Regions from separate parts of the Homo sapiens genome. Here region 1 is linked to region 2. A link is a contact called in ENCODE Hi-C or POLR2A ChIA-PET data. All regions are on one chromosome and are shown on one strand. The core of a region is the stretch at or near the end of the contact, and the rest is flanking DNA. Distances in the headings are between cores, read along the strand shown.

What was found. Hi-C counts contacts between places; a loop is a spot of excess contacts on that map. ChIA-PET counts read pairs that join two places held with the same protein, here RNA polymerase II (POLR2A). Pooled maps may share reads with other maps.
Region 1: a map with no recorded cell type shows a loop between it and region 2 (2.4-fold over the local background). The contact joins two enhancer-like sites. A Hi-C loop is called at or near these places in 1 of 37 single-sample maps with no recorded cell type and 2 of 50 pooled maps. POLR2A ChIA-PET finds 5 or more read pairs at or near these places in 1 of 52 experiments (PC-9).

Annotation. Positions count from the first base shown.
Region 1 is chr2:75,604,417-75,611,245 of GRCh38, reverse strand. It overlaps LOC124906026 (a long non-coding RNA gene), which reads right to left and starts at 2,582. Exons shown (of 3, transcript XR_007087115.1): 1 at 1,905-2,582. Within about 2 kb of position 5,290, at least 3 of the 41 ENCODE cell types and tissues checked have a DNase peak (open chromatin) inside an H3K27ac peak, as active enhancers do.
Region 2 is chr2:75,237,356-75,244,541 of GRCh38, reverse strand. The region is part of intron 2 of TACR1-AS1 (TACR1 antisense RNA 1); the gene reads right to left. It overlaps LOC107985900 (a long non-coding RNA gene), which reads left to right. Exons shown (of 2, transcript XR_001739546.2): 2 at 6,680-7,186. Among named protein-coding and RNA genes, the nearest start is that of TACR1, 41 kb to the right of the region's middle. Within about 2 kb of position 5,466, at least 4 of the 41 ENCODE cell types and tissues checked have a DNase peak (open chromatin) inside an H3K27ac peak, as active enhancers do.

The DNA of each region.
Region 1 (6,829 bases), core at 4,041-6,540, 370 kb before region 2:
GGAGATGGTTGGAGGATGGTGGTGGGAGATGGTTGGAGGACGGTGGTGGTAAAGTAGGGGATCTATCTTCTCCTTCTCCTCTTCTGTCCTTCAAAGCCTCAGCACAGACAAAATTCCAGATAAAGATTTGTTGTACATACCACAACCTGAATGTTGAACAAACGCAAGTGTGTCCTAATCAAAACCCATCTTTAGTTTTGGCCTCCTACTGTCCTTTCAAAATGTATTTGCCCTGGACTCTTGGCTTTTCTGCTCACAATCAGGTTGTAACAATATTGCAGTTACTTAGTTGCAAATAGTCTATAAAAGACTAGTTTGTGTAATAGTAAGAACTCAGAACCTGGCTGAACCTGTAATTCCAGCACTCTGGGAGGTCAACGTGGGAGGATTGCTTGAGTCCAGGAGTTTGAGACCAGCCTGGGCAAGATGATGAAACCCCTTTCTGCAAAGTAATAATAATTTAGTCAGGCGCAGTGGCATGCACTTGTAGTGCTAGCTACTGGAGAGGCTGACGTGGAAGAATCCTTTGAGCCCAAGAGTTCAAGGCTTTAGTGAGCTATGATTACACCACTCGGTGACAGAACAGGACCCTGTCTCTTAATTGGGAACCTAAATTACCATTCAGTCTCGTCCCCTCCTTCCAGCTGGAGAGAAGGCATGGAAAACCCTGCTTTCTGAGAAGACACAATGGTCAGCTTATCTCGTTCTCAGCTCATGTTCCCCAAACTTGCTAAAGAAGGTTGGCAATGAGGCTGGAGGCAAGGTCATTAGGGAACAAGGGCAGGGTCTCTTGCAGTGGGGACCTGTGTCTGATGGAGCCTGCTTGCAAGGCCGATATCTGAAGCTGGCTTCTTCTCCAGTGGTGCATTCCTGGGCTCTTTAGAGGCTCCCTGCCGGTGCCTCTGACCACAGCTCTGTGATGTGGGCAGTGCGTTCAGCCTTCTGGATGTCTTCTTCCTCTACTCCTAAACCCCTGATTCAATGATGGCCCATTCAGCACTGAATCTCACTGTTGGGGGCCCCTCAACTCCCCAGGCTGTGCTCTTAGGCAGGTCTTGCAACTGCACCATCTGGCTTTCCCACCTCTTCGTGGTCTGGGAAACACACACCCCTGTTCTGAAGAATTCTGGGAGTGCAGCCCAGTTCCAGAGAAGTATTGTCTATCCCGTTGCACAGACTCTCTCAGTCATCTCAATGTGAGTCAGACACGCATTTTCTGTGTCCCCAGCCTGTGGGAACACAGTGCAAGGCCGCTTACTGCTCCCAAGGAAGCCCCCTCACTAGGCTTGAGTGAAGGAGGCATTCCCTCCACACTCCTCCAAAGGGAAGTGGGGACTTGGCAACAGTGCACTCCAAAGAACCTCTCACAGCTCCCCTCCCTTCCCTCCTCTATGGATGCTTATACAGATCCTTCTATGTTCTCAAGTAGGGGACAGTGTTCAAGTATTGTTTAAGCTGTTCCTGGAAATTTTTTTGTGAATTGTACATATTTTGAGCCGTCTCACACTCGAACATACCTGTGCCTTGGTGGAGGCAGGGAAAGTCCTGTCTAACAGATCTGCAGTGGGAATGAAAACCCTAACAGGGTTCCCGATGGCAATTCAGAAAGTCTCAATTCACTCACTCCTTTCCTCGTTCACTCATTTGCTCACACGACACTTGTTCTTTGAATCAGGAGCCTGGAAACATCCCAGGGCCTGGACATCCCTAATGTTCAAGCAGTCTTTATTTCATTCTATTTGAATTGTCTTTAAGTCATCAATTTTTAGCGTGGGGCTACTACTGCCTGGGACTAAATTCAGCTGCTCCACACACTTGGAGTGAAAATGTGAGCAAATCTCTCTCATTTTTCCAAATTGCATAGCAAGTAGTGATCAGAAAACCAGCATCTCCTCGAGACTCACCTGTCTTAGAAGGTCCAGGTGTGTGTGAGAACCGGGATGCGCTGTCTGCCGCTGCCCGGCGCCGCCACACGGTGGCGCCGTTGGACGGTCCCACAGTCTTCCACAAAGCGGCTTTTGTCCGTATCCCCGCACAGCCGCCGAGGTTCTCTAGGGAGGATGACCCCATTCCCTCAGTGGTAACCTCAGCCAGGGGTGACCCCCCACTTGAGCTCACGAGGTTGCAGCTCAGCTGAGTTCTGCCGCCAGTTTTCTTTCACAGCCGCCTTCCAGGTGCCAGCTCGTCCCAGGAGCCCCAGGGCAGCGCAGGCTCCCATGAATCCCAGGGATCCTTTGTTTTCAACTCAAAACACAAAGGGTCCTGTTACCCCCTCCCCTTCCTGGACAACAGAGCTACTTGCTATCCATCTAGACGTCTGAGAAAAATACCGTCAGTGACCTCTTAGGGGATCCCAGGGTGCTCGACCTCCTCCCCGCCCCTTCTCCTCTCCCCCAGGTTAGCACCCCTCATGGAAGCCAGGCTGGTTTTCCCTCTGGTCTACAAGCCAAAGAAGCTGGCGCTATTCTTACCAGGAAAGGGGACTACAGATTTAATTTTTAAATCTTTTGCAAGCACCCCTCTTGTAAGTCACTTGCCTTAGAGAGAGTAACAATGTGTCTAACATGCTTTGAAATCTAGAACAGTCGGTAGCCCTGACCTTCAGAGTAGACCTCTGGGAGCACATTTGAAAGCCGTGTAGGAGGCTGACCTTTCTGACTGTTAAGGAAGTGACTTTGGATTCCAAGAGCTTGTTCATGCATGACAATTAGTTTTTAAAGCTTCTAAGAGCAAAGGGTAAACTCCATGGAGATGCAGAGTGGAGAACCCAGTGTTTTTGCATCAGAGATGGAAGTCACAGAGAGTCCCAGCTGTCATGACAGGCACTAAGCCACATCCCTCCTTCGCTGAGTAGCAGCCAGTCACTGAAGGGAGCAGAGGGTTCTTAGGGTGAGACAATCCAGCTCACAATCAGATAACATGATCTGCCGTCCTTGGACATAAGCTATATGCAAAGCATTTTGAGGAGCACTTTATATCTGTTATTTCTAATCCTCATGACCACACCATTTGGAAAATATTATTATACCTATTTTACACACGAGGAAAACGTGGCTCAGAGAGGTTAAGTAACTAGTCCAATGTCACACAGCTAGTTATTAGCCGAGCTGGGATTCAAGATCTTGAGACTCTAAAACTCATTCTCTTCTCACAATTAAATGTTGCCTCTGAGAATGGTGTCCATGTTGGAAGAGGAAGGCAAAGAGAAGGTAGTTGGGAATGGATCTCACCAGATAGGAGATTTCCTTGTGAGATTTCAAGTTTCGACAAATGATAACTTTGAATATGTCAGTCATGAAAATGGATCTGACGTGCAGCCCCTGGGGAAAGAGAATCAGTGGGTAGGAGCAAAGGGCACAGAGTAAACCTGACCATATGTTTTCCTTGGCAGTGGGTGGGTTTCTTGTTCATCTGGCTGTCCTCGTGACATTTCCGTGCCTTCATCCTCTCACGCTGATCCCCCTGCAGAAAGTCTGACAAGCCACCTTTTCTGGACAAGGCTTTCTTCCCCTGATGCCTCCCAGCAAACACACACATGGGGTTAGGCACTCTCTCCTCAGCATTCCCATTGTTCTTGCCCATGCATCAGTACAGCAGGTATTATTCTAGGTACAGTCATTGTTTGTGTAGGCCTGGGGCTGCCACACCTGGAGGGGAATCTTTTACCCAAGACGAGAGCAGATGCCAGGAATCATCAGAGTTCCACTCATTCAAGAACAAGGAGATCTGAAGGGAATCTGCAGAACCCCACAACCAAAGAGGGCTATGGTCATGGGTGAAGCAGGGACCATGAATAGGAACTTGGACTGGTCGATGGGAGCAATACTAACAAGTTAGGCCTGAAAGGGCAGCATCTAGCATGGCGCCAGCACATAGATGGTCCTCAGGAAGTGAGTGATAAATCGGGGAGGAATGGATGGTACATGATGAACAGTCTTTATTAAGCCGAATCTCAGGCTGTATTTGTTACAGGCAGTTACCGCAGTCTGGGTTGAAGTCATAATTCTCTCAAGAACTTTGCATGCTCCTGGAACTTCCCACTATATTTCTCAACTGATTTCCCCATGAGTTTGACTAAGGATGTGGACCACTTGAGTTGGTAAACCACACTGACCATCCCCGCCACACTACAAGCAGCAGCAGCTCCCTATCCAGGCTCCTGTTTGCAGAGCTGGAAATGGCCGAGCTCTGCATGGTGGTTCAGCATGACTCAACCTCCTTGTTTGGGGGCCAGCCCCCACTCCTGGCCATGAATCTAACTGAGCCTAAAACCCCCTTGTTTTTCTAAGTGGGTGTTGGGAATTTCCTTGGTTAAGCCTCCAGGTCTTCCCTCCTTCCGGATTTAATGAGCTCATTTATTTTACTTTTTCACTTAGCAGGTTTTAGGGCCAGTTAATGAATGGTGGGGTTCTCTTTAAGAGCCAAGTTGGGCCGGGGCTCAGGGCACTTTTCTTGCCATTTCCCACTCTCAAGTCCCCTGTGTCTCTAGAAGTCTCTCCACAATGCTGGCAACTGCTCTTCCCACTGCAATCCCCATATATCGAACTTTCTGGAACACAAGGACAGGGAGACCTCCAAATATTTTTGTGGTTGTTGTTTTGTAGTTTGTTCTGCTTTGTTTTGTTTTTCCCCTCCACACATTTTTCTGGGATGGCTGTTTCAATATGAGCTTGTGCTTTCTAAAAAGAAGGAGGTGTGGATGCCTCAGGAAAAGAGATCCATTTTTAAATGCAGGGCCTCCACTCTGAGTTCTGTCTGAAGTATTTGGTAGATTTTTGGGGTGGAGCAAGCTGGTTGTGAATTCCAGGGAGACTTGCCAGATGCTGTTTAAACCTCCTTTGTGTGAAGTTGGCTGTAAAGAGCCGCCAGGAGGGCGCACTAGTGGAAAGGAACTTGGAAGCCAACCTTTAGCCCAGAAAGAATGAGAAAGAATCCAGGGTCCACATGGCAAGAATGCATGCCTGCAGCAACTCAATGACTGACTCAGTTCCTAGAAGCTCCTCTTGGTAACGCCCTCTCTTCTGCTAGGTTGAATCACATACTGGAGAAAGCTTAGTCCAAAGAGTCTCCTGTACCTTTGTCCATCTATCCACCCATCCAGTAAATAAAGATTGAGCATTTACTGTGGGTCAGACACTGAGCTAGGCACTAGGGCATCAGGAGGAACAACTGGCCACAGTCCTAATGAATGCCCACAGGTCAGAAGAGTCAGGATTCCTGTGTGGTGGGAATGACAGACAGTGGGGGAGGCACTAGAGGATAAGTCATAGAAACCTCAGCATGTCACGCTTGGATAGCTTGCAGAGCAGTTGCTAACTGCTTGTTTACTGCTGAAGCACCAAAGCTTGGATACGATGCTCCCAACTGGCAAGGCAGAGCCCACGGCTTGCTTCTGCCTGGGGACCAGGCTGTGGGTGGCAATGGGAGCCTGAGTTTCTCTGCTAAACCTTCATACCAGGCAAGAGTCTGGGGCCAGTATTATTAACCAAAAACACATTTTGAAGCTTGTTGTGATCTGACTCCCTACGTGACCCCAGCAAAAAACAGAGAGAAGGGCTCAGGTGGGGGAAGGCAGCCCACCTTCATCTGCATTGGGTTGCTGTGTGTATTGGCTCCCTAGAGCTGCTGCAACAAAGTACTACAGACTGTGTGGCTTAAACAACAGAAATTTATTTTCTCACAGTTCTGGAGGCTAGAAGTCCAAGATCAAGGTAGCAGTAGGGTTGGTTCCTTTTCAGCGCTATGCAAGAGAAGCTGTTCCCTGCTTCTCCCTTAGCTTCTGGTGGTTTGTTGGCAATCTTTGGCATTCTTTGGCTTTTAGAAGTGTCACCCTAATCTCTGCCTGCATCTTCATATGGTGTTCCCCCTGTGTGGATGTCTCCATGTTCAAATTTCACCTTTATATAAGAATACCAGTCATATTGGTTAACCACACCCCACCACGACTTTATCTTAACTAATTCAATCTGAAATGACTCTATCTCCAAATAAGATCATATTCTGCAGCACTGGGAGTTAGATTTCAATGTATGAATTTTAGGGGTATACAATTCAACCCATAGCACCATGATTCTGACGTTATCCTTCTCCTCCAGCCATCAGCAGTACCTATGAGGAGGAGGTCAGGGCTGAGTCCATCTCAAGGAGGATCAGGAGTGGTGTCCTAGGGAGAACCAAAGGGTAGTCTACAAGCAGGGAAACAACTACTAGAAGGAGAGTTTGGGCTAGAGAGGAGTCTGGCACATGGATGTCTCATAAGCAGCTGCAGAAACGTAGAAGAGCAGTTATCAGGGTGCACAGATTTGGTCCTCTACCCCATTGTGCTTGGAGATAGCAGGAGCCTAAAGGAGAAGAAAGCCCCAAGCGGGCAGCTATTTTTAGCCTGGGACAGAGTTGTCAGAGGATGGCAGGGGGCAGAAAGGCCCCTGGGATCTGGGTGAGAAGACCCTGGGACTTTGAAGAAAGGGGAGAATAGCTATCAAGGTCCAGAGCTCCGGAGGACTTTTGAGTCGTTTAGTGTGCAGGAATGAGAATGTGAGACTGTGAGCGAGGGCACCTGGGGTGACTCTGCTTGCATGAATGACTGGGTGTTCATTCATAGCCATCCAGGGTTAGCTAAGACTCTTAGCCACTTCCTCTTTGAAACACAAGATTAATTTAATTAAAAAGCATAATTGTGGTGGGATATTGTCATATAGCCTTGTAGACTTTGGCAGATAATTCTGAAAAAGAAAATAGGGTACATTTGCCTTACCAAATATTGACATTTAAGATAAAGTGATTTTCATCAAAATAATATGTTTTGGCACATGAACAAGTGGTCCACTGG
Region 2 (7,186 bases), core at 4,217-6,716:
GAGGCCAAAAGACAAAAGAATGCTGTATTTAAAATTCTTAAATAGCCTACCCAGAATTCCATGTCTAGTAAACATATTCTTAAAGGCAAGTATAAAAATAAAAATAATTTTCAAAGAGATAAAAATGAAGAAAATTTGTCATCAGCAAGTCTACACTATGCAAAGTGCTAAAGAATGTTTCTCAGGCTGAAGGGAAATAATACCAGACAGAAACTCAGATTTAAAGAAATGCAGAATACCAGAAGCAGGAAGTGAGTAAATATAAATATAATCTAATTTTTCTCTTTTCATAATTTTCTTATAGGACAACTGGTGTTTAAAGCAAAACAAGACAAAACAAAAAGACAAACATTGTAAAGTAGGTGGGGTTTAAAATAAGTGAAGAAAAAAATATAATAGCACAAACGATAGAATGAATATGAATGAATAAATGAATATGAATGAATAATATTGTACCGTTGTAATGTCGTTACATTTTTGAAAGGGAAAGCAGAAAGTAAGAAGTATCCATGAAGTGTGAAGTCAGGTCTTACAATATTAACTCTAAGTAAACTTTGATAAATTAGGATACATGTTGTTAGTCCTAAAGCAACCCCTAAAAATAATAAAAGGAGTCATAGCAAGAAGCAAATAGAAGAAATTAAGTGGTATATTAAATTTTTTCAATTAACCCGAAAGAAGACAGAAAAGGGCAACCGAGGATCAAAGAAGATATGCAAGTAAAATAAGAATATCAGGAAGACACGAGTAAAAACCTCATTAAAAAATAATAGAGTACGAAAGGAAATTGAAATGAAAAACAAAAAAGAATTTCTGAAGGTAGAAAACATAACTTCAAATTACATAATTTTGTGGATGAATTAAAAGGGAATCTGCTCTGTTGAGACCTATCTAACATTGAGATGGGTCTCTTGAAGATAGCAAACTTGCCACTTAAAGATAGCAGTTTGCCACTCTGTCTTTTAAGTGGGCCGTTGAGACTATTTATATGCAGGGTTAGTATTGATATGTGAGATTTTGATCCTGCCATCTGTTGTTAGCTGGTTATTTTGCAGACGTGACCGTTTAGTTGCTTTATAGTGTCTGTGGGCTATGTATTTAACTGTGTTCTTGTGATAGCAGCTGTCTTTCTTTCGTTTTCATATTAGGTCTCCTTTAAGTACTTTTTTTTTTTTAAGACAGATTCTCCTCTGTCGCCCAGGCTGGAGTGCAGTGGCGTGATCAATCTTGGCTCACTGCAACCTCCGCCTCCTGGGTTCAAACGATTCTCCTGCCTCAGCCTCCTGAGTAACTGGGACTACAGGCGTGTGCCACCATGAGGCTAATTTTTTGTATTTTCTTTTTTTAGTAGAGATGGAGTTTCACTGTGTTAGCCAGGATGGTCTCAATCTCCTGAGCTCATGATCTGCCCGCCTCGGCCTCTCAAAGTGCTGGGATGACAGGCATGAGCCACCACACCTGGCCATAAGTAAAGCTGGTCTAGTTGTAATGAGTTCCCTCAGTGCTTGCTTGTCTGAAAAGGATTTTATTTTTTGTTTGCTTATGAAGCTTAATATGGCAGGGTAGTGAATTCTTGGTTGGAATTTCTTTTTCTTTAAGGATGCTGAAAATAGGCTTTCAACCTCTCCTGACTTATAAGGTTTTTGCTGATATGTCTGCTGCTGGCCTGATACATGAACTGACTCTTCTCTCTAGCTGCCTTTTAGATTATTTCATGTTGACCTCAGTGAATCTGACAAATATGTGCCTTGGGGATGGTGTTTTGAATGATACCTAGCAGGAGTTCTCTGTATTTCTTGAATTTTCATGTCAACCTCTCTAGCTTATTTAGGAAAATTTTCATGGACTATGTCTTTAAATATATTTTCCAAGTTGCTTACTCTCTCTCCTCTCAGGAATTCCAGTGAGTGGTAAGTTTGATGTCTTTACATAATCCCATATTTCTCAGAAGTTGTATGAATTTTTAAATCCTTTTTTTTCCCTTATTTTTATCTGACTGACTTGATATGAAGAACTTTTCTTCAAGCTCTGAGATTCCTCAGCTTGGTCTCATGCTGTTTCTCAGCTGCATGACACTGGTGTTGTGTCTGCATTTCCTTTGTTAGGTATTATGCTGTTAATACTTCCAATTGTATTATGAAATTCTTGTAATGCATTTTTTGGTTCCAGAAGTTCAGTTTGGTTCTTTCTTAAAATTACTATTTTATCTTTCAGCTCTTTGACTATTTTACTGGATTCCTTGGATTAGGTTTCAACTTTCTCCCTAAGCTTGATGAGATTCCTTGACATCCAGATTCTGAATTCTACATCTGTCATTTCAGTCATTTTAGTCTGTTTAAGAATCATTGCTTGGGAGCCAGTGGGTTTGTTTGGAGATAAGTGGACATTCTAGCTTTTTGAATTGTCAGAATTCTTGTGTTGATTCTTTCTCATCTGAAAGGACTTATGTTCCTTTAACTGTTGTGTAAGTTGAATATAGTCAATTGGCTTCATTTCTGGGTGCTTTCAGAGGGCCAAGACTCTGTATACTATCTTTATTTGCGGCTGGATTCTTGTCCTTGGTTTCAAAGTGACAGAATATTTTTGCAGTTGTAGTTTAGGCTGTGATTCAGTAGATGGCACTAAAGAATTATAGCCAGAAGATAAGTGCTTATCTGCAGGGCTTTATTGTATTTCCTCATATTTGCAGCTGTCCTCTGTGGTGGAGGAGGGAGAGCTGACTCCCTCACCGGGTCCATTTCTAGGCCTTGGGGGAGACCTCTCTGATCACTGGTGTTCTGTCTTTATTTCCTTTATTAGGTGTTCTGGGCCACGAGACTCCCTCAGGCAGAGGCTATGGCAGGGCGATAGGCCACATTCTTTCCAAACTGGCCCTGTGGAGGGAGGAACACCCTGCTCCCACACCAACCCATGAACCGATATGTCTTATCACCCCTTTCAGTGCTCTGAGTATGAGGACTCCTCCCCAGCTCCAGTACCAGCCACAGATCTCAGCTCAACACTCTCGAGCTCTGTACCACAACCCCAGGATACAGGGACCAGCCAGCAGCTTCATCCCCTGGACCCTTGGGTTGGGTTCCAGCTGTGCTGGGGGATCTGATGTGCTCCCAGGCCACTGGGAAACTACTTAGATGGAGCAAAGGATCCAGGCTAAGCAGCAGAGGCTGTGCTGTGTGCATACTCCTGCAGAATGGCCAGGCAGGGGTCCTGGGAAGGGCTGGCAGGCAGGTGGGTCTGCAGAAAAGATGCAACCCAGTCCCATTGGGAAGCACCAGCCCTGTTCTCTCCTGATCTGGTGGTCAGCTGGGGCTAGAGTTACTTGGAAGAAGATAGAGAGCCCTATGGGCGCCTATGGCTGTACTCCACTGCAGCTGCCCCAGGCACAAAAGCCCCTAGGCTCTGCTCCAGTTGAAGCCCTGTCTCTGCCTACTCTCAGGGAAGATTCCCCTGCCAATTCAAACATCCATGGGGCATGTGGGGTCCCCTATAGCTAAGATCACAGAGGGCCATGGTGAAAGTAAGCTGTCCCTCTGTTTCTCTACTCACTCCTTCCACATGATCCATTCAGGGCCATGAACTAGCCCTAGCATTCATGTATCCTGCACAGGGTTCCTAGCTTTTTCCCTCTTCACCCTCAGTGTCTGTATCACCTTTCCAATAGCTGTTGGTGTTTTCTCTCTGAAGGTCTGCTCAAAGTATGTGCAATACTTTGGTCTCTCTCAGTGGAAGCAGTGCTTCCTGGATGCATCTAGTGAGCCATTTTGTCCCCTCTGAAGACAACTGCCAATCTCTGCAGCATGAGCTGCTTCGTGCCCAGGAGCTCCAAGGTGCCACCAACCACAAGGGCTACAGCCATGCAGAGCATGAGCATGCAGGCCTAGGTGTCCAGGGTGGGAATGGGGCTCTGGCTTTTTCGAACAGTGGGCACAGGCATGCTGTTCCCACCATCAGCTCAGGCACTGGCAGGAGGAGGGTACCACTCAGGAGGCTGTGAGAGAAGGATCAACAATTTTTTTTTTTTTTGAGACGGAGTCTCGCTCTGTTGCCCAGGCTGGAGTACAGTGGCACTATCTCAGCTCACTGCTACCTCTGCCTCCTGAGTTCCAGCAATTCTCCCGTCTCAGCCCCCTGAGTGGCTGGGACTATAGGCGCCCGCCACCATGCCTCTCTCATTTTTGTATTTTTAGTAGAGATGGGGTTTTACCATATTAGTCAGGCTGGTCTCGAACTCCTGACCTTAGGTGATCTGCTGGCCTCAGACTCCCAAAGTGCTGGGATTACAGGCGTCAGCCACCACGCCCAGCGACAATTATATTCTTGAAGGGAGGAGGCAGTATTATAAACACAATAATTTTTCCAAATGAGTATTGTATTTAACGTAATTTTAATCAAACCTCCATGGGAGCTGGAATTTGACAAAATTAGTTTGAAATTTACCTAAAGAGAGAGAATAGTAAAGAATTTTTAATAGTAAGAATAATAAGGGTGGAGAGCATGCTCTGACACATGATAAAACAGATTTTAAAAGCTATGATACTCAAGACAGTATACTTTTGGCAACACTAAAATAAAATACAGATGTCTGAATTAAACAGAAAAGAAACTGTGAAAATGACCATGCAAGCCAATACCATGCATAACAATTTTAATAATCAATAGGAAAATTATAATCTTTCATAAATTTTTAAAAAATTATCCTGTGGTTAGTTACAAATGCATAGAAAAATGCGGAAAATGGCAAAACTAATGTTTATTTAGCACGCTGAAATTTTAGAAACATTGATAATTAAAGCGCTACATTTATCTGCAAAAAAACTCACCAAGAGTCATTTTAACATTGCTTACCTTCTTCTCATGGTATATCTTATGATAGGAAGCAAGCTTCACTTCTATATCTTGGCAACTTGTCATATTCCTTCTTAAGTTTGGATCCGTTTACATTATTTTACCCTTTGCACTTTCAATGCTGTAAAATGTCTCTGAGAATTCTTTTAATGCTGAGTTTATTCCTGGCAGCGCTTCCTCAAGGACATCTTCATTCTTTTCGTCAGAACCACTTTCCTTATTTACACCATTAAGTAGACTTTTACTAAGTTCCTTCTGGCTACTTATCTAGAATTTCTCCAATGACAGCAGTGTCAACATTTTTATGGTCATTTATTTCTTTTATAACTCCATTTATGTTCAATTCTACCTCTACTTCTAGTTTATCACTTTCTTTGTTGCGCTTTCAGTTTTGCTGGCGAATTTCTTCTTTTTATTATTCATCTTTTGTAAAACATCACGTATTTATCATTGTGAGACAAGGAGGGACTAAAACTTCACACTTTTCTGTGTGTACATAGACTGAATAACAGTTGCACAGTGACTAGTCATAGACAGAATTTAAAAGAATGTTGCTGATCATGGATGATGATGCACATTTTTTTTTAATGTAGTCATTTGTGGGCTGAAACTTGTACCTTATACAAGCACTCACGATATACCATGATAACTGAAATTTAATTATGTTGTTAGGAGACTGGTGTCATTTAATCAAACCATGGTAACTAAAATCCATGCATATCAGAACCATGTCAAGTGAGGAGTTTGTGTATGTGTGTGTGTGTGTGTGTGTGTGTGTGTGCGCGCAAGAGACTGCTATAATTCAGGGTCAAAAGAAAGGGAGGAATATTGTGTAAGAGATGCTGAGACAATTGATGTGTTACTTGAAATATGACAATGTTTATATCTGTCACACTATACTCAGAATAAAGTCAAGGTTTTTCAGAGTTAAAAATAAAATCATCAAGCAGTAAGAAAATTATGTGAGACTTAAAAACAGTTTGCTGATAAGGTAAACTGGGGTCTATAAAGCTCAGAATAATGTTTGTAGTGGTTGAGCTCCTAAAGTTTAATAAAGTAAACTTTATTGAAAGGTACTTTTAAACATATTATATCATTCTATCCTTTCAACAATCTTGAAAAATACCTAGTAAAGATAGCACATGTGTAAGAATGGCTTTGTTCTTATGAGATATGGGTTGAAGTATTTAGATATGAACTGTTCTGATGTCTGCACTCAACTTTCAAACAATTTGGCCAGAAATATATATATCTGTAGATAGATGACATAGGTAAATAAGTAATGGTGACAAAATATTAATAATGAATAAGTGTAAATTAAAAATATGTAGGAGTTCATTACACTATTCTTTCACTATTTCTATAGTTTTAAAAGTTTCTAAAATGCAAAATTTAGAAAAATAAAGTAAAGCATCTACAGTGTATTTTTGAAGGATGCTTAAACAAAACTTGCTTCATAAATTCTGGATTTATTATTTTCTTTAATGGGAGTCAGAAGAAAAATTTATTAATTTGAACATTTGTCCATTTTGTGCTTTTAGTATTAAATATTTACTACAGTTCAGCTGTCTTTTAGAGACACAAATAATTTTAAGGATTCATGTTGACAGCTCTTTTTCTTAGTTAAAAGTTAATCAAAATAGATTTGGTCCTGAGAATGAGGGTGTGTAATGAGGCACTTCTGGTAGAGCTGAGTGAAAGATAAAGCATTGTTTCAAGTTTATGCTCTTATAAACCAGAAAGTCTAATTGTGTCCCTATTGCCTCACATCACTTTTTTCAACTAGCTTATAATTGACCATCACTGGCAATTGATCTTCTCCTTTACTATCTAGGACACAAGATATGGATGTGACAGTTGGCACTACAGGTCTCTCCAAAAGTAGGAAGTGCAAGGGCACATGTGGAGCTGCCTAAAGTTTGCACAGAGATATTGCTCCAGAAACAGAAACCACACAGAATTCCGCAGGCATCTGAGCCTGGAGCAGCCTCAGCTGGGTGCCATTTTGACCCCAGATACTGGAGATTTACAGACATGGTTGCAGCCATTGCACTGCTCCAAGGAGAGAGAAAGGAAAATGGGTGCACTCATGCACACTCAGGCAGGGACTTGCTCCCCTGCTACAATCATCTGTTGAGACTGAGACTCAAGTGGACCACACTTCCCACAGCTTCTTGCTCATGCTGCCAGCCTGGGTGGTCCCTGGCTCTCTCTGGTCCCAAGCCCAAGGCTCTATTTTGAGAGTTTAACTCTGGACTGTCCCCTATCTTCAGCCTGAGCTCAGGCTGATGCAGCTGCAACCACTGCCTGGCTAAGGAGGGACAGGGAGACCAGGTCATCC